3 separate regions of the Homo sapiens genome follow, and all the other regions are linked to region 1. The links are chromatin loops, found by intact Hi-C in ENCODE. Cell type or tissue: pancreas. All regions are shown on one strand. Each heading gives the region's core, and the rest is flanking DNA. Links, peaks and the distances in the headings are about the cores only. Region 1 overlaps KCNJ18 (potassium inwardly rectifying channel subfamily J member 18). Region 2 has its middle 49 kb from the start of KCNJ12. Region 3 overlaps KCNJ12 (potassium inwardly rectifying channel subfamily J member 12).

Region 1 (9,983 bases), core at 2,747-7,746:
GACATTGAGCAAGGGAGGGATAGGCACCGACTCAGCTTCCACAGGCCCTCTGTGGCTGCCATGGAGACTGGGGGGCCATCGGCAGAGGCAGAGAGGCTGGCAAGTTGTGCCCCGAACTGGCTGGGCAGGCACTGTTAGATTCAGGCCTTGAGGGTGGGAGAAGGGGTCGGATCCTAAATAGACTCTTCAGAGCCCTCAGTGTGGGAGTGAGGTGTGGAGCTGAGGTTTTTGGCTGGAGCTGCTGGGGGCCCGAAGGGGGTGGCCACTCGCACTGGGAAGGCGGAGTGGGGAGCTGGCTTAGGCAAGACCAGAGCATGATTGTGGGTCAATCAGGGTGGAAGCGTCCTCCAGTCACGTCTGGGGGCCCTGGGATGGGGGTAGAGGAGCCTGGAGCCACCAGCCCAGCCAGACATGCTGTCCTCTCTGTTCCAGGAGCCGCCCTGCCTGGAGCTAGCCTGGGGGTGAGCCAGGGTCCCCCAACCCCCGGGATGACCGCGGCCAGCCGGGCCAACCCCTACAGCATCGTGTCATTGGAGGAGGACGGGCTGCACCTGGTCACCATGTCGGGCGCCAACGGCTTCGGCAACGGCAAGGTGCACACGCGGCGCAGGTGCCGCAACCGCTTCGTCAAGAAGAATGGCCAGTGCAACATTGCGTTCGCCAACATGGACGAGAAGTCACAGCGCTACCTGGCTGACATGTTCACCACCTGTGTGGACATCCGCTGGCGCTACATGCTGCTCATCTTCTCGCTGGCCTTCCTTGCCTCCTGGCTGCTGTTCGGCGTCATCTTCTGGGTCATCGCGGTGGCACACGGTGACCTGGAGCCGGCTGAGGGCCACGGCCGCACACCCTGTGTGATGCAGGTGCACGGCTTCATGGCGGCCTTCCTCTTCTCCATCGAGACGCAGACCACCATCGGCTACGGGCTGCGCTGTGTGACGGAGGAGTGCCTGGTGGCCGTCTTCATGGTGGTGGCCCAGTCCATCGTGGGCTGCATCATCGACTCCTTCATGATTGGTGCCATCATGGCCAAGATGGCAAGGCCCAAGAAGCGGGCACAGACGCTGCTGTTCAGCCACAACGCCGTGGTGGCCCTGCGTGACGGCAAGCTCTGCCTCATGTGGCGTGTGGGCAACCTGCGCAAGAGCCACATTGTGGAGGCCCATGTGCGCGCGCAGCTCATCAAGCCGCGGGTCACCGAGGAGGGCGAGTACATCCCGCTGGACCAGATCGACATCGATGTGGGCTTCGACAAGGGCCTGGACCGCATCTTTCTGGTGTCGCCCATCACCATCTTGCATGAAATTGACGAGGCCAGCCCGCTCTTCGGCATCAGCCGGCAGGACCTGGAGACGGACGACTTTGAGATCGTGGTCATCCTGGAAGGCATGGTGGAGGCCACAGCCATGACCACCCAGGCCCGCAGCTCCTACCTGGCCAATGAGATCCTGTGGGGTCACCGCTTTGAGCCCGTGCTCTTCGAGGAGAAGAACCAGTACAAGATTGACTACTCGCACTTCCACAAGACCTATGAGGTGCCCTCTACGCCCCGCTGCAGTGCGAAGGATCTGGTAGAGAACAAGTTCCTGCTGCCCAGTGCCAACTCCTTCTGCTATGAGAACGAGCTGGCCTTCCTGAGCCGTGACGAGGAGGATGAGGCGGACGGAGACCAGGACGGCCGAAGCCGGGATGGCCTCAGCCCCCAGGCCAGGCATGACTTTGACAGACTCCAGGCTGGCGGCGGGGTCCTGGAGCAGCGGCCCTACAGACGGGGGTCAGAGATCTGAGCCAACCTTGGCCGACATGCAGCATCCACCCCTGGCCGGGGAGAGGCCCCGCGGTCGCTCAGGGGCCCTGGGTTTGAGCAGAACGGGCCCAGTGCCCTGGGTTGCAGACTCAGTAGCGTTTTAGTCGTTTTATGTTTCTTTGCAAAGGCCTCAGAAGGTTGGCCGGAGAGGGGGCAGCCAGAGCGGCAGCCCCCGGCCTCAGAGGCTATCACAGGCTCAGGGCAAAGAAGTGGCCTCCTGGGGGGCCAGGCCACGGGGGCCAGGGCTTCTGCCTGAAGATGGAGCTGCAGCCTGCGGGGAAGCAGCCCAGCTCGATGGTGGGCCCAGCCTCTGCTGTCCAAGGCTGGCTAGCTGCGGTGCTCCTTGCTGGTTTTTAACTTGGGGAGAAACACCGGGTTTCAGCTTTCTCGACCTTAGCTTGGGTGAGACTGTTTACAAAAAAAAAAAAAACCATGCAATTGGAGAAAAAAATTTTAATTCATAGGGGGCAAAAAGAACAATTAGAATTCCATGGGTCTGCCAGGATGCAGCAGCTGGCTGGAGGCTCCAGAGGGTTCCCCGAGGTGGGACCGGCCTCTCCCCGTGTATGTGGGCACTGCAGTCCCTGGGCAAGCAGGGTGCTCTGGGGCCGCACTTTGTCGAGCTCACGAGCCAGCTAGGCTCTGTTTGTGATAGAAAAATCAAGACCATGTTAATGATTGTAATAAAAGCTTTCTGCTGTCTTTGGGGTGCTGGGTGGGTCTGGGAAGAAAGTGGTTTGAGCTTTTAGAGTTTGCCTTTGTACCTTAGAGATGTGTCTCAGGGCCAGGCATGGGACCTGCCATCGAGGGTTCCTCCTCCCACCCTCGATTTTCCTGTTTTGCTTCTTTCTCCATTTCTGTCCAGGCCTCCGCCCAATTCCACAGTGAGGGGTGGTTAGGAGCCATAGGCCAGGATGCCTCCTTGGGAAGGGAAGTCAGGATCCCAGGCTAGGAGGAAGCTGGCAGCCCCGTCCCCACTGGGCCCACAGTGTGAGTCGTGCGTTAGAGACTCCGTGTTGTCCTGTTCTTTCTGGGCTCGCTCATCTCCCTGCAACCCTGTCCCACCCCACCTCGCCCATACCTCCGCTGCTGAAGTTCCTCCAGCCCCTCTGTCTGCCTTGTGAATGTGGCAGGGGCCAGGTCTGCCTGACATAGGACCACATCCTGTCCCTCCCTCACCTGGAGCAGCACAGCAGAGTTCAGGCAGGGCACAGCCAGGCCCTGGTCAACGCTGAATGGCAGAGGAAAGATCTTAGGAAAGGAGAGGAATCACTACCCCCTCCTGCCAACTGGGATGACCGGAGGTGAGCGTGTGCGTCCGGCTCTTGTGTAGGAGGCTGTGTGTGTGCCCATGTGAACCCATGTACTTGAGTGTGTGTCTGTGTGCAGCCTATGCCTGCTGCTCAGAGCATGGTGGCCACCCCCTGAGCCTCTGCTGGTGCTGTGCTGCCCGGTCCCCACCCAGAGGGTCCTGGGGGGTGGGGAGGAGCCACTGTTGGGAGGCCCCTGTATAGGGTGTCTGCCCTGCGTGAGGTCATAGAATGTCAAATTACTTTAAATGGTGAAACTGGAGAATTTTCATGTTATTTTCAATGCACAGCAGTATCTAAAGACATAGGCGATGAGACTAGATCACATTAAGTGCATTTTGATCTCTTTGAGGTCCCCTGTGTCGAGATGTGTTTTCTGAAGGTCCCCTGCATGGCTCCACAGCGTGCTGGGCATCCACCCGGCTTCCTCAGCCTCCGCCTTGGGTGGGGGTTTCCTGGGGCTTCCTCATGGGTGAGGGTGGGGCATGGTGGCAGTTGTTGGGAGACGGAACAGAGCTCACCCTCCTTGCAGCTCCCAGTGGTCTCCAGCAAGCACACAGGGCTTGTCCCATGATGTCACCTCTCCCAGGTGGCAGGGCCGAGCCTCCTGCCTTCCCTTCCTTCTGCAAGGATGTGCTGGGTGCCTGCAGTTGCAGCAGTGCCCTCCCCAGCTGGGGGAGGCTGACCTGAGACAGGCAACTCCTTTCCCAGGAGGGGAAGCCCTGCTCCAGCTTGTAGCAGGCAGGGGCCGAGGAAGAGTTTCAGAGCGTGCCAATGTCTCCACTGAGGTGACGAGACAAGCCTGGAGTGGGGTGAGGGAACACACACGGCCCAGTTTTGGGAAACTAGACTTTCATCTGTACCTTGAGGCTCAGCCCCAGATCTCCAAGGTCTTCAGCAGGGACTTGTGGGGAGAGAATTCCTTCCCTTCCCAAACTATGTGAGTGGAGAGTTCTCCACTCCTCTGCATCAGCAAAGGACTCAGGGCACCCTCTTTCTGCAGGATTTCGATGATGATTCCAGACAATCATGGATAAGAATCCCCTGCCCGAGTCATTCCTGGGTGATGGTGCCGTGCATGGCAGAATGTGGAGCAGGGGTTTGGGTGCCAGGGCCTAGGGGGTCATGAAGGCTTCCCAATGGGAGCTCCCTTGGGTTGGACTTGGGGTGACCCGGGGACCCTGGAGGTGGCTTGGTTTGGTGGGGACCTCCTTTCTGACTCTGGGGCCCTCCTAGGACCCCAGTAGCAGGATCTAAGCCAACTGGGGCCAAAACACGGTGGCATCTGTCTCCACTGCACTCAAGCCCTCCGGGCCATTCCCATGGCACTGACTGGTAGGCATGAGGCCCTGGCCCCAGTTGGTGCTCAACAAATGCTTATCGTAGAGTCTCCAGGTGCGCTGTCCTGGCTGCACTAATGCCGCATAGGGCCCTGGGTCAGAATGCAGGCCACTCATTTGCTGGGGGACCTCCTGTGAATTCCTTTCCCCCTCCAGCCTCGGTCTCCTGATCTGCAAAAAGGGAGTGTTCATAAGAATGGCCAGCTCACAGGTTTGTTGGAAAGGAGGAGAAAGAACCCTGACATAGTGAGTGCTCCTCAGTGCCTGCCTTCTGCTAAGTCAGATTGCACTGGCACTGCCCGCCCTCCTGAGGGGCACCCGGAGGTGCTGCTCTGGCTCAAGGTCACAGCAAGGAACACATAGCCCAGGCCTAACCCCAGGTCTGCGTGACTTCCATGCACTTCCCTGCCTCTCCAGGGATGATGTGAGCCCAATCCAGAATCTGCTTTAAAACAGGTAGAGCTGGGATGGGGGTGGAGAGCTTGTGAGTGTTCACTGAGCGCCTGCGAGCTTGATGTTTGAGGTCTGTCAGGCCCCACCCTTGATCTTGGGCTGGCCCCTGTCAGCAGGCCTCAGAGGCACTGCTAACCTATTTTAGAGGAGGTTGGTCGAGGGAAGCTAAGGGACTTGCTCGAGGCCCCCACAGTTCCTCAAGCTGGGATCTAAGCCAGGCCCTGGACCCTTCGGTCAGTTGACCCAGATGCTGCCACCCTGCTGGCCACTGGACACCACAGGGCCTCTGCCTGCTGGTGACCAGGGCTGGGCTGCGGTCTCTGCCAGTGGAGGGGTGCCCCAGCTGGGGCTTGCCCTGGACTCATCTCCACTTTTCCCTTCCTAAAACCGGTCTGCAGGGAGGACCCCCACAACTTGGGAGGAATCACAGCCCAGATCAGAGCTGCCTGTGTGCTCCCCAACAGTAGTGGGGCCGCCAAGGACACGTCGGACCCCCTTCAGCCCACTCTCCACCCAGCACCAGAGTGGTCTTCTTACAACCAGAATCAGGCCTTGCAGCCCCCTGTCTGAAACACCCCCTGGCTTCTCCCTAACACTGGCAATAAAATCCCAGCTGCTCCCTGCCCGTTCACCTCTGCAAGCCCGCGCCATGCAGCCCAACCTTCCCTGCTCTCCCTCCTGCTCCTGACCCTCTGCTGCAGGCACCCTGTCCCTTGGGTTTCCTGACATTCCACATGTCCCCTTACCCCAGGACCTTTGCGCGTGCCTTCCCTCTGCCTGACACTTTCCCCTCAGGTCTTAGCAGACCCAGCTCCTCAATTTTCGAGTCTAGGCCTTTCTGGACCCAGTGCGAGGGATGGCAGATGCTCCCTCTGGAGGCAGTCATCACCCCCAGGCTTGCTGTCTGCTGTCCTCACCAGGCTGCGAGCTCTGTGGGGCAGGGACTGCCATCTCGGTCCCCGCTGGTGCCCAGTGCCAGGAGCAGGGCATGGAGGAGCTCCATGTGTGCTTGGATGGGGGGTGTGGGCCCTGCAGGCGTCTCTCCCACACAGAGGGCTCTACAGGTCTTGCCACCTGAGGCCCCCTTTTTGCTGACCCAGCCAGGATGGGGCCCAGCCACCAGCCACACCCAGGGGAGAGCAGCCCAGCCTGGGGTAACTGGAACCGGGAACCAGGAACAGAGCGGACAAGGGCTTTTGTGCTGAAGGCGATTTGAGCCCAAGGAAGGCTCTGGGTACTCCACCCGCTTTCCTCCTCGGTGCTGCCAAGAAAACATAGAAGGCGGCTCCCCTTTCACCCACAGCTGGACTGGGACCTGGATGGCCTGGCTTCTGGACTCTGCCCTTAAGTGTTTATGACTGGCCAACTCTGGGCCTCAGTTGCCTTCTATGGAACAAGAACTCCATTCATTCCTTCAGACAAGTGTTTATGAGCTGCCACTGTGAGCATCAGGGGCCAGGTGGGAAGGAAGCCAGGCCCAGCAGATGGTGAACAAGAGTCTGGGCCTGAGTCCTCTACAAGCGGGGATTCTGCTGCAGGGGAAGGATAGGGGAGAGGGGAGCAGCCTAGGCAGGAAGGAGCTGAGGAAGGATATGGGTGCCACTGGAGCCCATCACTGTCTGGCACTCCTAGGAGTGTGAAGAGGGGCAAGGGGTTGTCCTCCTTAGGTGAGGGGGGTGGGGCGGCGGTGGCAGCTATTGCGCTCATTGGTCACTCCTTGCTTGCAGCCACCCTGGGAGAGGAGGTGGCTCCTATGGATCCAGGACTATTCTCCAGAGGAGGGTGGCAGGGAGATGGGCACTCCTCCCAGGAACCGGATCTGGGTGGCCCCAACCATGTCCACTGCAGCAAGGAGCTACAGAGCAGCGTGGTCCCAGGATCCAGCGGGACACATGCAGGGGCTGCGTCCGGAGGCACGGAGGCCTGGCTGGAGGGACCGGGGACCTCCCAAAGGAAGTGACACTTCCTCTGGGATCTGTGGGATGACTGGGTGTTTGCCAGGCACACAGGGAAGTGCTTCCCAGGGAGAGGGACAGGCACAACCAAAGGCCTTGCAGTGGGAGACAGAAGAAGGAAGATGCTTGGCTGGGGTGGGCGGGTCACCGAGAGCCCAAGGACTCTGTGCAGGGCCCAGCCTCAGTCTTGTTCTCAGCCCCTCCCCGGCCTCCACCATAGCCACAGCATGGCTGCATTGCCCAACCCAGAATATCAGCCCTTGGGAGCAGGACTTTTTTGTTCTGCTTTGTTCGTAGCTGGGTCCCAGCCCCCAGAACTGCAAGCACTGGCACCCAGTAGGCTCTCAGTAAATCCTTAGCTGCTTCAAGATGTAAAAGGACCTTCAAGCCAGAGTTGGTGCAGTGTGGGCCTGTCCCTGGGGTGCCTGGGACCCTGCTGCAGGGCAGGGTAGGGTGGTAACCACCAGTGACCAGGAGCAGGAAGGGATAGGGTCCACAAGGGGTCCCAGGGGCTCCTCTGCACAGCTAATGCCAGAGGTGCTGGGGGGTGGGCCACACAAGCAACCCCAGCCTCAAATTAGGGACCCACCGACCAGGATCCACTGTGCTGTCAGAATAACATTTCGAAAGGCAAAAAATAAAACACACTGAGTTTCAAAGGAAATCTGTTTTATTGAAATGCAGTTATCAAAATATGAACAGATACATTGGTGGTATACTAATGGCTCTATTTCCTCACGGACCTGCTAATGGCCTCTGCCTCCCTGGCTGGTGAGCACAGCCCCTCCCAAGGGGGCCAGCAATGTCACAGGGCATGGGAATGCCTCCTGATCTGTGGGCGACAGGATAGTAGGCACTGGGCACTGCTCACCCTTGTCTGTCAAGGAAGAAATTGCAAAACTTCTCTGAGAGTGAGACGAAGTTGAGATTGAATGCTTCTCATTTCCCAGTGCACGTGCCCTGAGGCTTATCCCCAGACCCTGAGGGAGTTCAGGCCACAGGGGCTGGGCTGGGCCAGAGTAATTTCTTGAACCCAGTGCTGAATCTCAGAGTCAGAGCACTCCTGCCCGCCCCAACCCCCAGCCCCCAAGTCTGCTCGACCTGAGGGAGGATGGGGTGCTCCCTACGGAACACCAGGACAGTTCAAGGGTCTTCGCCCTGCACTTGTTTGGAGGCTGCAATGGTGGGTCGTGACTTTCACTTCATGGCTGTTAGAGGGCACTCCCTTTGCACTTAGCCCAGAAGCCGTAAACACTATGAATGCCATGGACAAGTGAATAGCAGGGAATGAAAGCTAGGGGTCCTCTTAGGCATGACCCTATGCCAGTCCTGGAGCCACCCAGAGAGGACATCTGAGGACTCTGAAGACCTTGGCTGCACTAACTTCTCTGTGCCTGTTCTCTCCTCTGTAAAATGGGGCTGATGATCATAAAGCCACAGGTAAAAGTAGGCAACCGCCTGTGGCAGCACCTGGCACAGGGGCACTGCCTGAGCACCAGCTTTCCTCTCTAGCTGCCTTATCTGGGGTACAAGCATCCCAGGCGGGGCAACCCTGGACTGGTGCTCTGTGGCTGGAGGAGAAAGGGAAGGCCAGTGGGGCTGGGCCAGTTAGAGCCGGGGAGGAGGAATGGGCTGGGGCTGGGGCTGGGATCTGCTGACTCCAGTGTGATAGAAGCAAGAAAGACCCCTGACATGTTTGACTTTTCAGGATCATTCCTGTTGCCATGTAGGAAGCAGGCCAGGGAGGAGGGCCCTGGGACTGGGCTGAGTGTGCAGCCCAAAAAGTGGCCCGAGGAAACATCGCGGCATCCAGGCTGGTCTGTGGACTTGGGTGGGAGCAGCCAGGCAGATGGGGAGGACTAAGGAGGAGAAGCTTGCGGAGAGTGATGGCCTCTCTGGATGCTTTAAAATGCAAACAAAGGCACAGCCACTTTGGAGGTTGGTTTGCAGTTTCTTGATAAAGTTAAACGTACACTTGTCAGACGGTCCTGCCGTTTGTTAACTAGGTACTACTGAAGAGAAATGAGACTCATGTTCACACAAAAACTTGTAAGTGGATGTTTATAGCAGTGTTACTAGTAATCGCCCAAACAAGGAAGTGGCCCACACGTGCCTCACCTGGTGAGGGGACAAGCAAGCCGTGGCCCACCCCGAGATGGAAGCGTCCCGAGCAGGGAGAAAGGATATTGACACCTGGCACCATAAATGTGTCCCAAAGGAAGCGGCAGAGCGGAAGGAGCCAGGCCCCGCCACTTCCTGCTGTGGGTCCCACATGTGTCCATGGAAGCTGTGAATGGAGTAGGGGATGGAGAACACATCCGCAGCTGCCAGGGGCTGAGGGTGGAGGCGTGGTTACCATGAGGGAAAGGAGGCAGTTTTGGGGCTTGGTGTCTTGAATATGGCTACACGGATATGTGCACTTTGTCAAAACTCACAGGACGGTGCACAGCAAAGGATGAGTATAGGTACATTACACCTTAAATTTTTTTTAAAGTGGGGAAAGAAAAAGAAGTTGCCACAAAAACCTTGTATGTTGAGCCATCAGCCTGTCTGGATTTCAGACACATTGGAGGAGAGGTCGGGTCTGTAGTTTGAGACTGGGGAGCCACCAGCTGTGGACAGAGTCAAGTGACTGAGAGATTAAAGACACCAGACACCTAGACACTGAGGATGTGGCAAGGTGAGGTTGGGAGAGGGCATGGGGTGGAAGGCATTGGGAATGACAGAGGCAAATTGGCAGGAAGATTGACACACAGATAAAAAGAGATGGTTGGATGAGCAGAAAGACAGGCAGAGAGACAGACGTGGACTAACAGACAGGCAGAAAGTGGATACAGAGACAAATATCCACTAACTGAGCAACAGGTAGACAGAAAGATGCTGTAAAGATAGAAAATTGTGTAAGTAGATGGATGGAGCTAAGGGTAGCTCTCAGGTGGACACAGACAGAAATGCAGACAGATGTCTTGGCTTACGAGTGCATGAACAGCCTGCCCTGATTTTCTGGGGCATTCTTCTAGATCTTGGATCTATGGTGTTGGCATTGACTTACGCCCTCTTTGGAGTCAGAGACGACTCCTCTCGCTCAGTGCCCTGCTCCACACTTCCCTGCTGC
Region 2 (9,983 bases), core at 399-5,398, 280 kb before region 1:
GAGACAAGCCTGGAGTGGGGTGAGGGAACACACACGGCCCAGTTTTGGGAAACTAGACTTTCATCTGTACCTTGAGGCTCAGCCCCAGATCTCCAAGGTCTTCAGCAGGGACTTGTGGGGAGAGAATTCCTTCCCTTCCCAAACTATGTGAGTGGAGAGTTCTCCACTCCTCTGCATCAGCAAAGGACTCAGGGCACCCTCTTTCTGCAGGATTTCGATGATGATTCCAGACAACCCCGGATAAGAATCCCCTGCCTGAGTCATTCCTGGGTGATGGTGCCGTGCATGGCAGAATGTGGAGCAGGGGCTTGGGTGCCAGGGCCTAGGGGGTCATGAAGGCTTCCCAGTGGGAGCTCCCTTGGGTTGGACTTGGGGTGACCCGGGGACCCTGGAGGTGGCTTGGTTTGGTGGGGACCTCCTTTCTGACTCTGGGGCCCTCCTGGGACCCCAGTAGCAGGATCAAGGCCAACTGGGGCCAAAACACGGTAGCATCTGTCTTCACTCAAGCCCTCCGGGCCATTCCCATGGCGCTGACTGGTAGGCATGAGGCCCTGGCCCCAGTTGGTGCTCAACAAATGCTTATCGTAGAGTCTCCAGGTGCGCTGTCCTGGCTGTACTAATGCCGCAAAGGGCCCTGGGTCAGAATGCAGGCCACTCATTTGCTGGGGGACCTCCTGTGAATTCCTTTCCCCCTCCAGCCTCGGTCTCCTGATCTGCAAAAAGGGGGTGTTCATAAGAATGGCCAGCTCACAGGTTTGTTGGAAAGGAGGAGAAAGAACCCTGACATAGTGAGTGCTCCTCAGTGCCTGCCTTCTGCTAAGTCAGATTGCACTGGCACTGCCCGCCCTCCTGAGGGGCACCCGGAGGTGCTGCTCTGGCTCAAGGTCACAGCAAGGAACACATAGCCCAGGCCTAACCCCAGGTCTGCGTGACTTCCATGCACTTCCCTGCCTCTCCAGGGATGATGTGAGCCCAATCCAGAATCTGCTTTAAAACAGGTAGAGCTGGGATGGGGGTGGAGAGCTTGTGAGCGTTCACTGAGCGCCTGCGAGCTTGATGTTTGAGGTCTGTCAGGCCCCACCCTTGATCTTGGGCTGGCCCGTGTCAGCAGGCCTCAGAGGCACTGCTAACCTATTTTAGAGGAGGTTGGTCGAGGGAAGCTAAGGGACTTGCTCGAGGCCCCCACAGGGTAGTTCCTCAAGCTGGGATCTAAGCCAGGCCCTGGGCCCTTCAGTCAGTTGACCCAGATGCTGCCACCCTGCTGGGCACTGGACACCTCAGGGCCTCTGCCTGCTGGTGACCAGGGCTGGGCTGCGGTCTCTGCCAGTGGAGGGGTGCCCCAGCTGGGGCCTGCCCTGGACTCATCTCCACTTTTCCCTTCCTAAAACCGGTCTGCAGGGAGGACCCCCACAACTTGGGAGGAATCACAGCCCAGATCAGAGCTGCCTGTGTGCTCCCCAACAGCAGTGGGGGCCCCAAGGACACATCGGACCCCCTTCAGCCCACTCTCCACCCGGCACCAGAGTGGTCTTCTTACAACCAGAATCAGGCCTTGCAGTTCCCTGCCTGAAACCCTCCCTGGCTTCTCCTTAACACTGGCAATAAAACCCCAGCTGCTCCTTGCCCGCTTCACCTCTGCAAGCCCGCCCCGTGCAGCCCAACCTTCCCTGCTCTCACTCCTGCTCCTGCCCCTCTGCTGCAGGCACCCTGTCCCTTGGTTTCCCTGACATTCCACATGTCCCCCCACCCCAGGACCTTTGTGCGTGCCTTCCCTCTGCCTGACACTTTCCCCTCAGGTCTTAGCAGACCCAGCTCCTCAATTTTCGAGTCTAGGCCTTTCCGGACCCAGTGCGAGGGATGGCAGATGCTCCCTCTGGAGGCAGCGGTCACCCCCAGGCTTGCAGTCTGCTGTCCTCACCAGGCTGCGAGCTCTGCGGGGCAGGGACTGCCGTCTCGGTCCCCGCTGGTGCCCAGCGCCAGGAGCAGGGCATGGAGGAGCTCCATGTGTGCTTGGATGGGGGGTGTGGGCCCTGCAGGCGTCTCTCCCACACAGAGGGCTCTACAGGTCTTGCCACCTGAGGCCCCCTTTTTGCTGAGCCAGACAGGATGGGGCCCAGCCACCGGCCACACCCAGGGGAGAGCAGCCCAGCCTGGGGTAACTGGAACTGGGAACCAGGAACAGAGCGGACAAGGGCTTTTGTGCTGAAGGCGATTTGAGCCCAAGGAAGGCTCTGGGTACTCCACCCGCTTTCCTCCTCGGTGCTGCCAAGAAAACATAGAAGGCGGCTCCCCTTTCACCCACAGCTGGACTGGGACCTGGATGGCCTGGCTTCTGGACTCTGCCCTTAAGTGTTTATGACTGGCCAACTCTGGGCCTCAGTTGCCTTCTATGGAACAAGAGCTCCATTCATTCCTTCAAACAAGTGTTTATGAGCTGCCACTGTGAGCATCAGGGGCCAGGTGGGAAGGAAGCCAGGCCCAGCAGATGGTGAACAAGAGTCTGGGCCTGAGTCCTCTACAAGTGGGGATTCTGGTGCAGGGAAGGATAGGGGAGAGGGGAGCAGCCCAAGCAGGAAGGAGCTGAGGAGGGATGTGGGTGCCACTGGAGCCCATCACTGTCTGGCACTCCTAGGAGTGTGAAGAGGGGCAAGGCGTTGTCCTCCTTAGGTGAGGGGGGTGGGGCTGCGGTGGCGGCTGTTGCGCTCATCAGTCACTCCTTGCCTGCAGCCACCCTGGGAGAGGAGGTGGCTCCTATGGATCCAGGACTATTCTCCAGAGGAGGGTGGCAGGGAGATGGGCACTCCTCCCAGGAACCGGATCTGGGTGGCCCCAACCATGTCCACTGCAGCAAGGAGCTACAGAGCAGCGTGGTCCCGGGATCCAGCGGGACACATGCAGGGGCTGCGTCCGGAGGCACGGAGGCCTGGCTGGAGGGACCGGGGACCTCCCACAGGAAGTGACACCTCCTCTGGGATCTGCGGGATGAGTGGGTGTTTGCCAGGCACACAGGGAAGTGCTTCCCAGGGAGAGGGACAGGCACAACCAAAGGCCTTGCAGTGGGAGACAGCAGAAGGAAGATGCTTGGCTGGGGTAGGCGGGTCACCGAGAGCCCAAGGACTCTGTGCAGGGCCCAGCTTCAGTCTTGTTCCCAGCTCCTCCCCGGCCTCCACCATAGCCACAGCGTGGCTGCATTGCCCAACCCAGAATGTCAGCCCTTGGGAGCAGGACTTTTTGTTCTGCTTTGTTCATAGCTGGGTCCCAGCCCCAAGAACTGCAAGCACTGGCACCCAGTAGGCACTCAGTAAATCCTTAGCTGCTTCAAGATGTAAAAGGACCTTCAAGCCAGAGTTGGTGCAGTGTGGGCCTGTCCCTGGGGTGCCTGGGACCCTGCTGCAGGGCAGGGTAGGGTGGTAACCACCAGTGACCAGGAGCAGGAAGGGATAGGGTCCACAAGGGGTCCCAGGGGCTCCTCTGCACAGCTAATGCCAGAGGTGCTGGGGGGTGGGCCACACAAGCAACCCCAGCCTCAAATTAGGGACCCACCGACCAGGATCCACTGTGCTGTCAGAATAACATTTCGAAAGGCAAAAAATAAAACACATTGAGTTTCAAAGGAAATCTGTTTTATGGAAATGCAGTTATCAAAATATGAACAGATACATTGGTGGTATACCAATGGCTCTATTTCCTCACGGACCTGCTAATGGCCTCTGCCTCCCTGGCTGGTGAGCACAGCCCCTCCCAAGGGGGCCAGCAATGTCACAGGGCATGGGAATGCCTCCTGATCTGTGGGCGACAGGATAGTAGGCACTGGGCACTGCTCACCCTTGTCTGTCAAGGAAGAAATCGCAAAACTTCTCTGAGAGTGAGATGAAGTTGAGATTGAATGCTTCTCATTTCCCAGTGCACGTGCCCTGAGGCTTATTCCCAGACCCTGAGGGAGTTCAGGCCACAGGGGCTGGGCTGGGCCAGAGTAATTTCTTGAACCCAGTGCTGAATCTCAGAGTCAGAGCACTCTTGCCCGCCCCAACCCCCAGCCCCCAAGTCTGCTCGACCTGAGGGAGGATGGGGTGCTCCCTACGGAACACCAGGACAGTTCAAGGGTCTTCGCCCTGCACTTGTTTGGAGGCTGCAATGGTGGGTCGTGGCTTTCACTTCATGGCTGTTAGAGGGCACTCCCTTTGCGCTTAGCCCAGAAGCCGTAAACACTATGAATGCCATGGACAAGTGAATAGCAGGGAATGAAAGCTAGGGGTCCTCTTAGGCATGACCCTATGCCAGTCCTGGAGCCACCCAGAGAGGACATCTGAGGACTCTGAAGACCTTGGCTGCACTAACTTCTCTGTGCCTGTTCTCTCCTCTGTAAAATGGGGCTGATGATCATAAAGCCGCGGGTAAGAAGTAGGCAAACGCCTGTGGCTTCACCTGGCACATGGGCACTGCCTGAGCACCAGCTTTCCTCTCTAGCTGCCATGATCTGGGGTACAAGCATCCCAGGTGGGGCAACCCTGGACTGGTGCTCTGTGGCTGGAGGAGAAAGGGAAGGCCAGTGGGGCTGGGCCAGTTAGAGCCGGGGAGGAGGAATAGGCTGGGGCTGGGGCTGGGATCTGCTGACTCCAAGTGTGATAGAAGCAAGAAAGACCCCTGACATGTTTGACTTTTCAGGATCATTCCTGTTGCCATGTAGGAAGCAGGCCAGGGAGGAGGGCCCTGGGACTGGGCTGAGTGTGCAGCCCAAAAAGGGGCCCGAGGAAACATCGCGGCATCCAGGCTGGTCTGTGGACTTGGGTGGGAGCAGCCAGGCAGATGGGGAGGACTAAGGAGGAGAAGCTTGCGGAGAGTGATGGCCTCTCTGGATGCTTTAAAATGCAAACAAAGGCACAGCCACTTTGGAGGTTGGTTTGCAGTTTCTTGATAAAGTTAAACGTACACTTGTCAGACGATCCCACCTTTTGTCAACTAGGTACTACTCAAGAGAAATGAGACTCATGTTCACACAAAAACTTGTAAGTGGATGTTTATAGCAGTGTTACTAGTAATCACCCAAACAAGGAAGTGGCCTACATGTGCCTCACCTGATGAGGGGACAAGCAAGCCATGGCCCACCCCGAGATGGAAGCGTCCCGAGCAGGGAGAAAGGAGGATATTGACACCTGGCACCACAAATGTGTCCCAAAGGAAGCGGCTGAGTGGAAGGAGCCAGGCCCCGCCACTTCCTGCTGTGGGTCCCACGTGTGTCCATGGAAGCTGTGAATAGAGTAGGGGATGGAGAACACATCTGTAGCTGCCAGGGGCTGAGGGTGGAGGCGTGGTTACCACGAGGGACAGGAGGCAGTTTTGGGGCTTGGTGTCTTGATCATGGCTACACGGATATGTGCACTTTGTCAAAACTCACAGGACGGTGCACAGCAAAGGATGAGTATAGGTACATTACACCTTAAATTTTTCTTAAAGTGGGGAAAGAAAAAGAAGTTGCCACAAAAACCTTGTATGTTGAGCCACCAGCCTGTCTGGATTTCAGACACATTGGAGGAGAGGTTGGGTCTGTGGGTTGAGACTGGCGAGTCACCAGCTGTGGATGGAGTCAAGTGACTGAGAGATTAAAGACACCAGACACCTAGACACTGAGGATGTGGCAAGGCGAGGTTGGGAGAGGGCACGGGGGTGGAAGGCATTGGGAATGACAGAGGCAAATTGGTAGGAAGATTGACACACAGATAAAAAGAGATGGTTGGATGAGGCAGAAAGACAGGCAGAGAGACAGACGTGGACTAACAGACAGGCAGAAAGTGGAGACAGAGACAAATATCCACTAACAGCAACAGGTAGACAGAAAGATGCTGTAAAGATAGAAAGTTGTGTAAGTGGATGGATGGAGCTCAGGGTAGCTCTCAGGTGGACACAGACAGAAATGCAGACAGATGTCTTGGCTTGCGAGTACATGAACAGCCTGCCCTGATTTTCTGGGGCATTCTTCTAGATCTTGGATCTATGGTGCTGGCATTGACTTACGCCCTCTTTGGAGTCAGAGACGACTCCTCTCGCTCAGTGCCCTGCTCCACACTTCCCTGCTGCTGGGCCGGCCACTGCTGCACAAGTGGCTGCAGAAATCCCTCCTGGCAGGGACTAAGGCAGGCAGGCTGGGCTGCTGTGCACCCCGGGCCATTTTCTGAGTTGGGAAAAGGGTGCTGTCCAGGTGGTGTGGGCCGTGTAAAGGCAGTAAAGGGTTTCAAAAGGCCTGTCAGTGCATATCATCTGGAGTAGGGTGTGTGCTGGGGAACGGGGAGGAGGAGGACAGAGAAAATAGGAAACTTTGAGCTTGCCTGAGGAAGACCATCCACATGGATTATGAAGGATGGCTCATATTGACTGTATTTTCATTCAAATGTGCAAAACTATTTACTGAATTTTTTTACTGACCGGAAATAACTCCTGACTTACAGAATATTTTCATTTCCAAGTTACACTTTACCCTGAGTTACATAGCAGGCGCATCCGTAGTGATTCTGCACCCCACGCCCTCGCCAGCCCCTGGAAGACACTGGCTGGCCCTTGGCTGAAATGACCCAAATCAAAAGCCCCTGCCTTTCTGCTAATGGGCGTTGGGGAGATTGACCAGCAAAGAGCTATGGACAAGAAGCAGGACTGTCCATTTAAAAAGGACAAAAATCAGAGCCCAGTCCCAGGCCTGGGCAGCTCCCATCAGCGTCCCATCCCCCTTGCTCTGAACCAGCTGTGGCCCGCACTTTTTCCCATGGCCATGCCTGGGAAATGAAGGTGCAGGGACATGCAGGCGAGCTGGGGCGTGGAGTCACATCTGTTTCCAGAACATTCATGCTAAGGGAGGAACAGGGTCCGCATTGGAGAACATGGGGCGGGTGACTGGAAAAAGGGAGCTAGAGCCACTTTTATTGTTTCCTGGGGTAACAGAAAACTTGGAGCCACAAGTGAGTCCCGGGAGAGTTTGGGTTAACTGGCCCCGAAGCCATCCTGTGTCATGTGTGTATGTGTGTTCCACTATGTGTTTTTCCCTGTGTGGCCTCTGTGTGTGTGTGTTTGCCTGAACTGGTTTCAGCGGTGAAAATCCTGGTGCTGACATGGACAGAATCCATGAAAGCATTTCGAGTCCTAAGTCAGCTGACCTATGTTGGGATGTGGCACATGTTGCATCGTCTGCCTTTGAAAAGGGATTTTCTGCGAGGGCTTGCAATGAAGGCATTCTGCTCAGAAAATGGCGGCAGGAAGTCATGCCCCCAAAAGGAGCCATTAGTGAATCCCACTATTAATTGTAAGTCTTAGATTCTGGGCTCAATACTGTCATTTTCATGATGTTCAAGTGATATAAAGGGCCAAACAATGTGAATCTCAAAACTAATATGGGAATAGAATACTTCCTGCTCTTTGACTGTTTGACTAAGCACATACATCAACCTTTCCATATTTTTATTTATTTTATTCTTGCTTGTTTTGGGTTTAAGGGGAAACTTTCATGATAATTGTACCCTGAAGCCATTTTCCTGGAATGTGTCTAGGCAAGGGATTCCAACTGGAACCCGTGGAGGCCAGGAAAACACTAGTCATCAGGATGTATTGCTTCATCTGGGGAACACCGTAAGGGACTCAACTCCAGGCACTGGTGTCTGGCTCTTGTGCGTTTGCTAAATTGACATGACTCCAGGATCTGTAGCAGGCCCACACATCCTTGATGAATACAGTGAAGTCTTGTTTTTACCAGCACTCAGTTGGCCAAATATCCTTTCCAGCAATGAGATATCAGAGGACACAGTGAAGTTATTCAAATTAGGGTGGAAAAATCACCAAAATTCACTTAAAATCATGTTTATCGAAAGTCCCAGTGGGGTCAGGTTAGGTAGTAAATAACAATACAGAATGAATATTTTAATGATATTCCAATTTTAAGCTTGTCTTTTTTCCTTTGTGTTTCATTATTTACTCATTGTACATTCACAGAAATACATTTGCTAAGCAAAGAGAATGACATTTGGAAGATAAGTGATTAAATAGTGTCTAAACTAGTTGCAACAACTGACACCACCACCAGTAACATGGGCTGTTTATTGAACTCTGGCAACAATTAAACATCTATTCATCAGTATCTACGACACAAAAATAAAACATTCATCTCTAAAATAGTAAGGTATATGTTCAAACAATGCATCCTTAATTTTTTTTTAGAGACAGGGTCTCGCTGTGTTGCCCAGGCAGGTCTTGAACTCCTGACCTCAAGCAATTCTCCCACCTAGGCCTCCCAAAGTGCTGGGATTATAGGCGTGAGCCACCACGCCTGGCCATCCTTAATTTTTAAGACTCCAAATTAAGTTGGAATAGACTGATATATCTAAATCAGATGAAGCATGTTTCCCTTTAAACGAGGGAACTTACAAAACAGAAGTATTTTTGTTACGTGAGCTAAGAGGCAATAAAGCCTTATTTGACAGTGTGCTAGGTACCCACGATGGCAGCATGAAGACAAAAACAGGAGGAATCAAAGCAATTGTACTGTGCAGATAACATGGTTCTTTAGGGTCAAAGGAAGGCTTCCTTTGTGCTCTATTAATGAAGCATAGTATTCATGATGCATGAACGTGGAATGAAATCCCAATGTCCTTTGGCACAGAACCACACTCATTTCATGAATTGTTCATGAATTGTTGATGGCTGCTTTTACAAAACCATGGCAGAATTGAGTAGTTGTGACAGAGACCATATGGCCTACAAAGCCTAAAATATTTAATATCTCACCATTTATAGAAAAAGTTTGGAGATCTCTGATGTAAGCTCCAAGAAGCAGCCAACTTTGTCTGTTTTGTGCACAGACATTCTAGCTCATAAGGAAGGCACTTTTCAAATTATCTGTAATGGATGAATGGACAGACAGATGGGCGGATGGACGCACGGATGGATGGACAGTTCCCACACAGTGTTGGAGTTGACCAATGGTCAGACCATACATTTATGGCAGCAGAATCTACAAGCTAATGGGAGCTTATCCCACAGGTTTCAGCCACTTACTATGAAGCAGGCTTAGAAAAGACCAAGAGTGGGGCTCTCCCAGGAAGAAGTGATAGATGGGGAGCAGGTGGTGCTGATGGAAGGGGCTGAGTGGGGTCCGTGGAGGCCACCATGGGTGAGGAGGACGTGGAGGCTACAGGCGCTGATGGACAGGGGAAAGTTGGCATTAGATGCCAGCCTGCATGACCCGAGAACGCAGAGCAGCTCCCGTGATGAGGCTGTACCCAAACTCCACTTTCTAAATTGCATTTTCTGTCCCTTTCATCCGAATCATCCCTCACCTATCAAAGGACTTTTCCACCCCTGGCTCCTCCTGTGCTCGCCCACCAAATGCAAGGGAGCTGTTTTCCTCATGCTATGGGCTGTGTCCCCGCAATTCATATGTTGAAGCCCTAACCCTGGTGCCTCAGAATGTGACTGCATTTGAAGATGGGATCTTTAAACAGGTAATTAAAGTTGAGTGAGGTGATGAGGGTGGTCCTAATTCAATCGGACTGATGTCCTTATAAGAAGAGATTAGAATGAAGGTGTGCACAGAGGGTCAACCATGTGAGGACACAGGGAGAAGATGGCTGTCTACAAGCCAAGGAAAAGCCTGAGGTGACACCTTTTCCCAGGATCCCCGTGGCAGACTGATTGCATTTGATCACTTCCAGGATGAAGAGGGCAGCAAGATGTTCTCCCTGGAAGAGGCACTTACTCTGAATATGGGCTTATCTTCTCTGCCCGCAATCCTTCCATGGAAGTATGATCTGTTAACCACAGACCTTTTCACCATCATGGTGTCCCACTCAGAATTGCTCTGACTCAGGAAGCTACTTTATATCAAAGGAATGTGGCAACGGGTCAGTGCTTGTGGAATTCACTGATGCTGCCTTGTTCCCTGCCTTCCAAAAGCAGCTGATCTGGGAGAATAGTGGAATGGAGATTTTTCTCTCTCAGGCAAAGGA
Region 3 (9,983 bases), core at 4,434-9,433, 290 kb before region 1:
TCCTGTGGGGCCCTGGGGAAGTGAGCAGAAATGTGGTTTCATGTGGTTATGTCTTACTTGTGAGCCCCTCTGAGAAGAGCAGCACCGCCTGCAGTAACTTGGCTTTACTCTTTTAACTTTAGGATGTTCTAGTGACTGGATCCTTTCCAGTTGGTGCCTGGGAAATGGCAGCCACTACTAATTCAGCCTTGAAGACAGTACCGTGCCCACTCAGCACCATTACATAGAAGATAGAACTCAAGAGGTAAGAGTGAAGTCATTGACATGCTCTTGTGCATCTAGGCATTCCTTCCACCAGACTCTCATCTGTACATCCTTCACCCCTCCACCCACCATGCCATCCTTTCATCACCCATTCCCCCACCCATTTATCTGCTCAGCCTTCCATCCACCCACCCATGCCTCCACCCCTCCATCCATCCCCTCGCCCATGCCATCCGTTCCTCACCCATTCCCCCACCCATTCATCTGCTCAACCATCCATCCACCCATCCTTCCACCCACCTAGCCAGTCCATCTATCTGGTCACCCCTATCGTCCACCCACCCATCTGTCAACCCGATTTATCCACCCATCTGCCTGACCACCCACCTGTTGATTCAATCACTGTTCCACCCATCTCCTCATCCATCCCATTCAGCTGCTTAGTCCTTCACCCTTCATCTGGCTGGAGCGCATTTCCTGGGTGCCCCTCTTTGCTATACCTGCATCAGCCTCTCTAGGCCTCTGAGCTTGGTCAGAGATGGGGCCTGGGCAAGATCAACTCTCACACAAGGTGGGAAGTAGCTTCTGGCCTGAACGGGAAAAGCCCAGTGCTAGAGGATCCTAAAGGGGGCCAGGGGAGGAGGAGGAGGTGGAGGAGGCAGAGGAGAAGGCGGCTCAGTATTGTGGGGCAGAAGGAGGAGGAGGAAGAGCAGGAGGAGACTTGGTGTGGGGCATCCAGGAGGGGAGGCCAGGGTTCAAGAGCCTTTGCTGTGGAGAGGCTACTGGAGACCCTATGAGGAAGGCCCAGGAGACAAAGGTTCCAGCGCAAGTAGTTTCCTGGGAGGTGATCCCAGGAAATAAGGAAATGAGGTGAGAAAGAGAAGGAAGTGATAAAGGGCATGTCATTGATACAGTTACTGCTGGGGCACTGGAGCCGACTCCCGCTGGGGAGGCCAGGGAAGCAGTGCCCCTCCCAGGGGCAGCTTGCTGGGGCCCAGCCACCTGCTCCCATCAGTCACTGACTGAAAGCTGTCCTGGCAGCATCAGCTCCTCAGCCTGCCCTCTGAATGGCAGAGCGTGCCCATGGCTAGAGAGAGCTTTTGGGCAGAGAGACACTGTGGTTGGTGTAGGAATTGAGACAGGTGGGCCTGAGGTGGTAAGGGCCTAGGATATCAGTGGGGCACCCACCACCCCATGCCCTGCACACAGTGATGTGTTGCTGCTGCCTCTCTCCTCAGGCCTAGCCTGCATTTGGCATAGGAAGCCGTCATGGCATTGGACCCAAATGTTTGAGGGCCATGGGTTAGCTTCGTGGACAGAGGTCAGCTGAGTCTCTGGTGGGGAGGTTTGGCCTGGAAAGGGGATTGGGTGTAAGAGGTCATCATCTTCTTCCCAGATTATGAGACATAGGAATGCCACCCACCACTCTCCCTCTCCCCTCCACACCAGCCTGGGTTCTCCCCCATCCAGCCAAGCTTCCTCACTGCCCCCAGGGTGCCCAACACGTCTTTGCCTCCCACTCCTGGCTCTGGCAGTGTCCCCCAGGAGTGCCCCTCCTGGCTGCCTGTGCCCAGCCTAGCCTTGATGTGGTCCTATACCCTGGGCAGGGCCTGCCATGAGGGAGAGCCCCTAACCCTGCAGCCAGCCCTGCCTCTCACACCCTATGTGACGGAGCAAGGGCACCGGCTCAGAGCCTCAGTCTCCCCATCTGCAAAGGAAGGGCTGGGCTTTCCAGGCCCCAGTGCTGCATCTGATGAATGGTGCCTGGATTAGGAAAGATTCTGAGCTGCTCTGGATGCAGTGGATGAAGCTCTGTGGCTGAGGAATGGTGCTTGCCTGGGCGAGGCTGGAGCAGGCACCTTGGGCGGGGAGGCGTGCGCCAGCCTTCCCTGCATTGAGTGATCTCTGAGGGGTCTTCCAACGGTGAGGCTTGATCATGAGGTAGAGTGCCCCATCTCCGAATGAGGGTGAGTGGCCGTGGGTTGGAGTGCTGGTGAGGGCCCTTGAACCTGTGCTTTTGAGTGCCGATTTGCAGCAGTCTACATCTCATCACCACCTGGGACTGCAGGGGCTTGGGACCAAAAGGATTGCAGTGCCACGCACACAGTCAGGCCTCAGGTCTTGGTGTTGTGGGGCACTGGTTTCACCCCTACAGCCCAGCCTGGAAGCTTCACTCCTGAAAGGCTGTGTAACCATCACAGTGACTCAATCTTCCTAGGCTTCCGTCTGCTCATCTGGAAAATGGGGATAATAATCACAGTGTGATGGAAGGGATTAAATGAATCAGTTTATTAAAGCTCTTAGAAGAGCACGTGGCAGGTAGTAAGCACTTGATAGATACTGAGTGCTGTGTTCGTGCCTCGTGAGGCGCCCCAGCTAGCTGAACAGTCTCTGCATGGGGGATGGGGGCTGTTGGCGCCTCCCCCTCCGAGTCCCTATGTCTTACCCTGGGTGATGCAGGCGCCTGCACTCTCCCTTCCGGTCAGTGCTTTCTTGGTGTCTGGGAATGTGGGTCCAGGCCTTGCCCTGAGCTCCTCCCGGATGTCACCGAAACCTGAGAAGCCCAGGGCCTCAGGGCAGTGGGCATGGGGCATCCAGTTCCATCCGGAAGCACCTCCCGGTGACTCCTGGACCCCACCCTTAGGTCACGTGGCAGCTGCCGTCTGGCATCCTCTCTAAAAGCTCCCAGCCCAGGTCCTGGTCTGTTCTTCAAGTGGACTGGTCGCTGGGAGGCTGCGTCTGTAGGCACTGTGGCCAGCAGGAAAGCAGGGATCTCCGGGGGTCTGCCGGGCCCGTGCTCTCTCCCCACTGCCTGCTCTCTCCCTCCTGGGTTTGCTTCACTGCCCCTTGGTGTTGAAACCGCCTTGTCTAGCTCAGGTAGTGTACCCCAGCGCCCCTCTCCCATTCCCCTCCCGGCGACCCTGGGACCCTGGCAGGCCAACCTGGGTGTCTGCGGAAAACGGTCCTACCTTTAGTAGTGAGCACCTTGTCTTGGCCCTTGAATTGCTTTGTGACCTGGGACAAGTCTCTTTTTCTTTTTGGACTTGGTTCTCCCATCTGTGAAATGGGGAGCCAGCCTTCTTGCTTGCTAAGGCCTCTTCCAGCAAAACAGTTTCTCTGATTTCATGTCTTGTCTGATTTCACTGTATGCACCCCATTGAGCAAGAGCCAAAAAGGCCTGTGTGTCCCTGGTGGAGGATATTGTCCTATATTTCTTATATTGCGACCTTGAAGGCCGCATGGTTGTGTAACATCTTGCCACACCTGTGTTTACGCAGGAGTGTTCTTGAGACATTGTCTAGCTTGTGGTGCTAGGGTTTCTATGCCAGGGTCCCCTTCTGGGTCTGTCTTTGTGGTGCTGTATTCACCAAGTGCCCAGTGAGGGGGCTCCCAGCACCCCTGGGGAGGGTTTCTCTCTCTCTCTCTCTCACACACACACACACGCACACACGGCAGAGCAGGGCTGTGTGAGGCTGAGGACTGACATTCTGGGCTCCAACTCTCTCTTCTGCTCAGTTTCCAGGGGTCCTGGGACAGGTGTCTTTGTCAGTTTTTGGCTCTGAGAAATGAGGGAGTGGGGCATGAACTTGACCTTGTTGATGCTCTCTGTGTGGTAAAACCACGCAGAGAGGAACGTCGACAGAAGTGGGGGTTTCCAAGCCTGTATGACACCATCTGGGCAGGTCTGCGGTGCCCAGCCCTGGCAGAGATGCCAGGAGCTGTGGCAGCACCCTCACCAGTCTGGTAGTTGGCCAGTTTCGAGGCCGCCAGCTGCTGGGAGCACATGCAGACCGGGCTCTCTGGCCTTTAATTCTTGTGATTCTGTTCCTTGCAGGCTTTGAGCTGCTCGGAGCAGGGGCTGGAGCAGCCATGACCCGCTGGAAGTCCCTCAAGGCCCCTGGGCCACACAAATCCAGCCCCTGTCAGCTGGTGGCCTCACGCCGGCGTCTGAGTGCCCCGGCCCTGGCTGCCTCTTTCTGGAGGGTCCAGGAATCTGGGGCTGAGCCCCCTTCCCAGCACAGCCTCAGGGGTCCCCCCTGCTGCCGGCTCCCTACTTCCAGGCCCAGGCAGAAGCAGTGTCCACCATTCCGGCCCTGCGTCCCAGCTCCTCAGCGTCATGGTGAGGTGGTCAGCCACAGCGGTGTTGGGGGAGGACGGCAGAGTAAGGAAAGGCATCCCTGCAGAGCTTGGGGGCCCATGGTGGGGGACGGCGCTAGAGGTGGTTTAAAACTCAACTCTCCTGCTTAATGGCTGTGTGGCCTGGGGGAAGTCACTTAACTTCTCTGAACCTGGATGGTGGCTGCACCCCCGGGTTGTTGAGAGGACGATCTGAGGGCAGCTGTTGATGGATCTGTCCCCCAAGGCGCCCAGGACCCCGCCTGCTCTCCCTGTGTCTCTCTCAGGCGGCAGTTGCTGTGTGCTGCTCGGACCAGCGGGCTCGGGGCTAAGCAACCAGGCAGCCCCTGGGAGTGTTCCACAGCCTGGCCGGGCAGGCGGCTCCACCATCACCTGTTGCTCAGGTGTTTGGAGCAGAGCTCAGAGGCCGCACCCGCTCCGAGGCCCAGACTAGTGTGGACGTGGCCAGAAGCTGGGTCACACAGACCGGGGCTGAGTCCTGGCATTGCTGCCTCCTGCCTATGGGACTGGGACAAGTCCATTCTGGCTTCTGGGCCTCCAGGTCCTTGTTTGTAAAGCAGGGTGGCCCACCCCTCCCTGGAGGGCTTGAGAGGCCTGCAGAAGGCTGTGTGCAGCGCCTGGTTCACAGTGGTGCCATCCCCCCAGGATGTTCTCTTGGGGCCTCAGTGTCTTCGTAACTGAGTAATGTGGCTGCAGGTGTGCTAAGGGAGAAGGCTTTGTCTAGCTCTGAGGTTATGGTGTGACTGGACTGGGACTGGGGGTGCTGGGTCCCTGTGGGCGGGGAGGGGTGGGCCTGTCCAGCTCCTCCGTCGGGGCTAATGCTGGAAGGCCCAGGTCTCCCTGCTTCCAGCCTAGCCCAGCCAAGGCAGGCTGCCATCCAGATGTGGCTGTGGGCCAGGCGGTGCCATAGCCCCTAGCTTGCAGATGCCCTAGCCTGTCACTGACAGGCCAGTGTGGGGCCTTTAGTGGGGGCAGCACAGCCTGTGTGTCCCGGGGGTGGGCACGTCAGTGGCTGAGAGCAGGCTTTGTTCTGGCTGGCATGGATGCCCTGCTGCGGGGCCTGTCCTGGGGTGCCTGAATGTGCAGTAGGCTGGCCTGGAGCCAGGTGCTGCCTGCAGTGAGCTGAGGGTGGTGCTGGGAACAGGTGACACCCCTGAGCACTGCCCAGGTGCTAGGGTAGCAGCCTTGCAATCTTCCTTAGAGATGCGGGAAGCAGGGGCTGGGGAGGGCCCTCGGCTGAGGTCAGCCAGGGAGCAGCCCATGTCTGGGTGCCAGATCTTACCCTCTTTGGCACTGCTGGTGACCAAGAAGCTGCAAGCATGGCATGTGGGTGGACACTGTAGAGTGGGGCATGTGGGTGTCAGGAGGGTGGTGGGACCCAGCTTGGGGTGTTCAAAGTGGGTGGCGACAGGGGTGGCAGGCCGCATTCTAGGCCCTGGGAAGGACAACAAGAAGCAAAAGAGAAAACGTCTCACGCCTGTAATCCCAGCACTTCAGGAGGCCGAGGCAGGTGGATCACCTGAGGTCAAGAGTTTGAGACCAGCCTGGCCAACATGGTGAAACCCCGTCTCTACTTAAAATACAAAAGTTAGCTGGATGTGGTGGCGGGCACCTATAATCCCAGCTGCTCAGGAAGCTGAGGCAGGAGAATCGCTTGAACCCAGGAGGCGGAGATGGCAGTGAGCTGAAATCGCACCATTGCATTCCAGCCTAGGTGACGAGAGGAAGATTCTGTCTAAAAAAGAAAAAAAGAAAGAAAAGAAAAAAAGAAAATGTGCTACCCTTAGGGAGTGGTGGTCTCAGGGTGGGGTTGATGGTTGAGTGCCCCTGGCTACGTTATTGTTATTGCTGCCGCCATTGTGCCCTTAGAAGGGGCAGTGCTGTGGATATAGCAGGGATGGGACATGGGTCTTCCTGGGGCACAAGGAGGCCTCTGGTGCCAAGGTGGCGAGGCAGTGGCAGGATGTCTTGCGGGAGGGTGTCCAGGGTGGGTTTGAGGGACAGCCTGGGGCCAGGGGCTGTGGCCGGAAGGGGAGTCCGCTGGAGGAGGCTGGGAGGTGAGGTCCGAGGGGTCAGGAGCTTCCCTGTGCAGGTCCTGCATGTCCTGGGGGGCCTCTGGCATTGAGCAGGGGAGGGATAGGCACCGACTCAGCTTCCACAGGCCCTCTGTGGCTGCCATGGAGACTGGGGGGCCATGGGCAGAGGCAGAGAGGCTGGCAAGTTGTGCCCCGAACTGGCTGGGCAGGCACTGTTAGATTCAGGCCTTGAGGGTGGGAGAAGGGGTCGGATCCTAAATAGACTCTTCAGAGCCCTCAGTGTGGGAGTGAGGTGTGGAGCTGAGGTTTTTGGCTGGAGCTGCTGGGGGCCCGAAGGGGGTGGCCATTCGCACTGGGAAGGCGGAGTGGGGAGCTGGCTTGGGCAAGACCAGAGCACGATCGTGGGTCAATCAGGGTGGAAGCGTCCTCCAGTCACGTCTGGGGGCCCTGGGATGGGGGTAGAGGAGCCCGGAGCCACCAGCCCAGCCAGACATGCTGTCGTCTCTGTTGCAGGAGCCGCCCTGCCTGGAGCTAGCCTGGGGGCGAGCCAGGGTCCCCCAACCCCCGGGATGACCGCGGCCAGCCGGGCCAACCCCTACAGCATCGTGTCATCGGAGGAGGACGGGCTGCACCTGGTCACCATGTCGGGCGCCAACGGCTTCGGCAACGGCAAGGTGCACACGCGGCGCAGGTGCCGCAACCGCTTCGTCAAGAAGAATGGCCAGTGCAACATTGAGTTCGCCAACATGGACGAGAAGTCACAGCGCTACCTGGCTGACATGTTCACCACCTGTGTGGACATCCGCTGGCGGTACATGCTGCTCATCTTCTCGCTGGCCTTCCTTGCCTCCTGGCTGCTGTTCGGCATCATCTTCTGGGTCATCGCGGTGGCACACGGTGACCTGGAGCCGGCTGAGGGCCGGGGCCGCACACCCTGTGTGATGCAGGTGCACGGCTTCATGGCGGCCTTCCTCTTCTCCATCGAGACGCAGACCACCATCGGCTACGGGCTGCGCTGTGTGACGGAGGAGTGCCCGGTGGCCGTCTTCATGGTGGTGGCCCAGTCCATCGTGGGCTGCATCATCGACTCCTTCATGATTGGTGCCATCATGGCCAAGATGGCAAGGCCCAAGAAGCGGGCACAGACGCTGCTGTTCAGCCACAACGCCGTGGTGGCCCTGCGTGACGGCAAGCTCTGCCTCATGTGGCGTGTGGGTAACCTGCGCAAGAGCCACATTGTGGAGGCCCATGTGCGCGCGCAGCTCATCAAGCCGCGGGTCACCGAGGAGGGCGAGTACATCCCGCTGGACCAGATCGACATCGATGTGGGCTTCGACAAGGGCCTGGACCGCATCTTTCTGGTGTCGCCCATCACCATCTTGCATGAGATTGACGAGGCCAGCCCGCTCTTCGGCATCAGCCGGCAGGACCTGGAGACGGACGACTTTGAGATCGTGGTCATCCTGGAAGGCATGGTGGAGGCCACAGCCATGACCACCCAGGCCCGCAGCTCCTACCTGGCCAATGAGATCCTGTGGGGTCACCGCTTTGAGCCCGTGCTCTTCGAGGAGAAGAACCAGTACAAGATTGACTACTCGCACTTCCACAAGACCTATGAGGTGCCCTCTACGCCCCGCTGCAGTGCGAAGGATCTGGTAGAGAACAAGTTCCTGCTGCCCAGCGCCAACTCCTTCTGCTACGAGAACGAGCTGGCCTTCCTGAGCCGTGACGAGGAGGATGAGGCGGACGGAGACCAGGACGGCCGAAGCCGGGACGGCCTCAGCCCCCAGGCCAGGCATGACTTTGACAGACTCCAGGCTGGCGGCGGGGTCCTGGAGCAGCGGCCCTACAGACGGGAGTCAGAGATCTGAGCCAACCTTGGCCGACATGCAGCATCCACCCCCGGCTGGGGAGAGGCCCCGCGGTCGCTCAGGGGCCCCGGGTTTGAGCAGAACGGGCCCAGTGCCCTGGGTTGCAGACTCAGTAGCGTTTTAGTCGTTTTATGTTTCTTTGCAACGGCCTCAGAAGTTTGGCCGGAGAGGGGGCAGCCAGAGCGGCAGCCCCCGGCCTCAGAGGCTATCACAGGCTCAGGGCAAAGAAGTGGCCTCCTGGGGGGCCAGGCCACGAGGGCCAGGGCTTCTGCCTGAAGATGGAGCTGCAGCCTGCGGGGAAGCAGCTCAGCTCGATGGTGGGCCCAGCCTCTGCTGTCCAAGGCTGGCTAGCTGCGGTGCTCCTTGCTGGTTTTTAACTTGGGGAGAAACACCGGGTTTCAGCTTTCTTGACCTTAGCTTGGGTGAGACTGTTTACAAAAAAAAAAAATTACCATGCAATTGAAAAAATTTTTTTTTAATTCACAGGGGGCAAAAAGAACAATTAGAATTCCATGGGTCTGCCAGGATGCAGCAGCTGGCTGAAGGCTCCAGAGGGTTCCCCGAGGTGGGACTGGCCTCTCCCCGTGTGTGTGGGCACCACAGTCCCTGGGCAAGCAGGGTGCTCTGGGACCGCACTTCATCGAGCTCACGAGCCAGCTAGGCTCTGTTTGTGATAGAAAAATCAAGACCATGTTAATGATCGTAATAAAAGCTTTCTACTGTCGTTGGGGTGGTGGGTGGGGCTGGGAAGAAACTGGTTTGAGCTTTTAGAGTTTGCCTTTGTACCTTAGAGATGTGTCTCAGGGCCAGGCATGGGACCTGCCATCGAGGGTTCCTCCCCGCACCCTCGATTTTCCTGTTTTGCTTCTCTCTCCATTTCTGTCCAGGCCTCCGCCCAATTCCACAGTGAGGGGTGGTTAGGAGCTATAGGCCGGGATGGCTCCTTGGGAAGGGAAGTCGGGATCCCAGGCTAGGAGGAAGCTGGCAGCCCCGTCCCCACTGGGCCCACAGTGTGAGTCGTGCCTTAGAGACTCCGGGTTGTCCTGTTCTTTCTGGGCTTGCTCATCTCCCCCCAACCCTGTCCCACCCCACCCCTCCCATACCTCCACTGCTGAAGTTCCTCCAGCCCCTCTGTCTGCCTTGTGAAGGTGGCAGGGGCCAGGTCTGCCTGACATAGGACCACATCCTGTCCCTCCCTCACCTGGAGCAGCACAGCAGAGTTCAGGCAGGGCACAGCCAGGCCCTGGTCAGCGCTGAATGGCAGAGGAAAGATCTTAGGAAAGGAGAGGAATCGCCACCCCCTCCTGCCAACTGGGATGACTGGGGAGGGCCACGCTCATTCAAAGCTGAATCAGAAACCAGCCGTGGAACAGAATTCCTGCCGAGTCTTCCAGGGCCGCTCCTCCACCACCCTCCCCCAGGTTGAGGCACTATGGCACCCTCATCAGGAAGAGGTTTGGGGTCCCCTTGTTGTCACTGCTGGCTCTGCCACCCCATCTTGTTCATGGCAGCTGGTTGGGTCAGGTCCATGGTAGAGCCAGGCCCTTCCCAGGGCTGCGGAGAAAACCTGCTCTCTTCTAGTCGGGCTTCTCCAGAAGCCAGTAATCAGAAAGGATGTGTCTCCTGCTCCAACTCTGCCCCCGAGACAGCTCAGAGCCAGAAGGCACCCCGAGACAGCTCAGAGCCAGAAGGCACCCCGAGACAGCTCAGAGCCAGAAGGCACCGAGGACTCTGG

The links. A loop is a pair of places that touch in the nucleus more often than their neighbours do. Peaks named below come from ENCODE experiments on the same cell type or tissue, not always from the same donor. Only the 100,000 strongest peaks of a DNase experiment are listed, where the experiment ranks them.
Region 2: it touches region 1 in a loop (15-fold over the local background); 9 of 110 quality-filtered maps call a loop at or near these places.
Region 3: it touches region 1 in a loop (13-fold over the local background); 12 of 110 quality-filtered maps call a loop at or near these places.

The regions. Positions count from the first base shown.
Region 1 is chr17:21,702,299-21,712,281 of GRCh38, forward strand. It overlaps KCNJ18 (potassium inwardly rectifying channel subfamily J member 18), which reads left to right. Exons shown (of 3, transcript NM_001194958.2): 3 at 433-2,314. The coding sequence starts at 489. The coding sequence ends at 1,790. Among named protein-coding and RNA genes, the nearest start is that of KCNJ18, 15 kb to the left of the region's middle. In pancreas, for the core only: no CTCF peak of the experiment used is centred there; DNase peaks (open chromatin) are centred at 2,863, 3,223 and 5,733.
Region 2 is chr17:21,420,313-21,430,295 of GRCh38, forward strand. No RefSeq gene overlaps it. Among named protein-coding and RNA genes, the nearest start is that of KCNJ12, 49 kb to the left of the region's middle. RefSeq lists an enhancer at 4,595-5,094. In pancreas, for the core only: no CTCF peak of the experiment used is centred there; a DNase peak (open chromatin) is centred at 2,898.
Region 3 is chr17:21,408,397-21,418,379 of GRCh38, forward strand. KCNJ12 (potassium inwardly rectifying channel subfamily J member 12) reads left to right here. Exons shown (of 3, transcript NM_021012.5): 2 at 123-244; 3 at 6,891-9,983. The coding sequence starts at 6,947. The coding sequence ends at 8,248. Among named protein-coding and RNA genes, the nearest start is that of KCNJ12, 37 kb to the left of the region's middle. RefSeq lists enhancers at 1,389-2,349, 2,350-3,309. In pancreas, for the core only: no CTCF peak of the experiment used is centred there; DNase peaks (open chromatin) are centred at 6,435 and 7,035.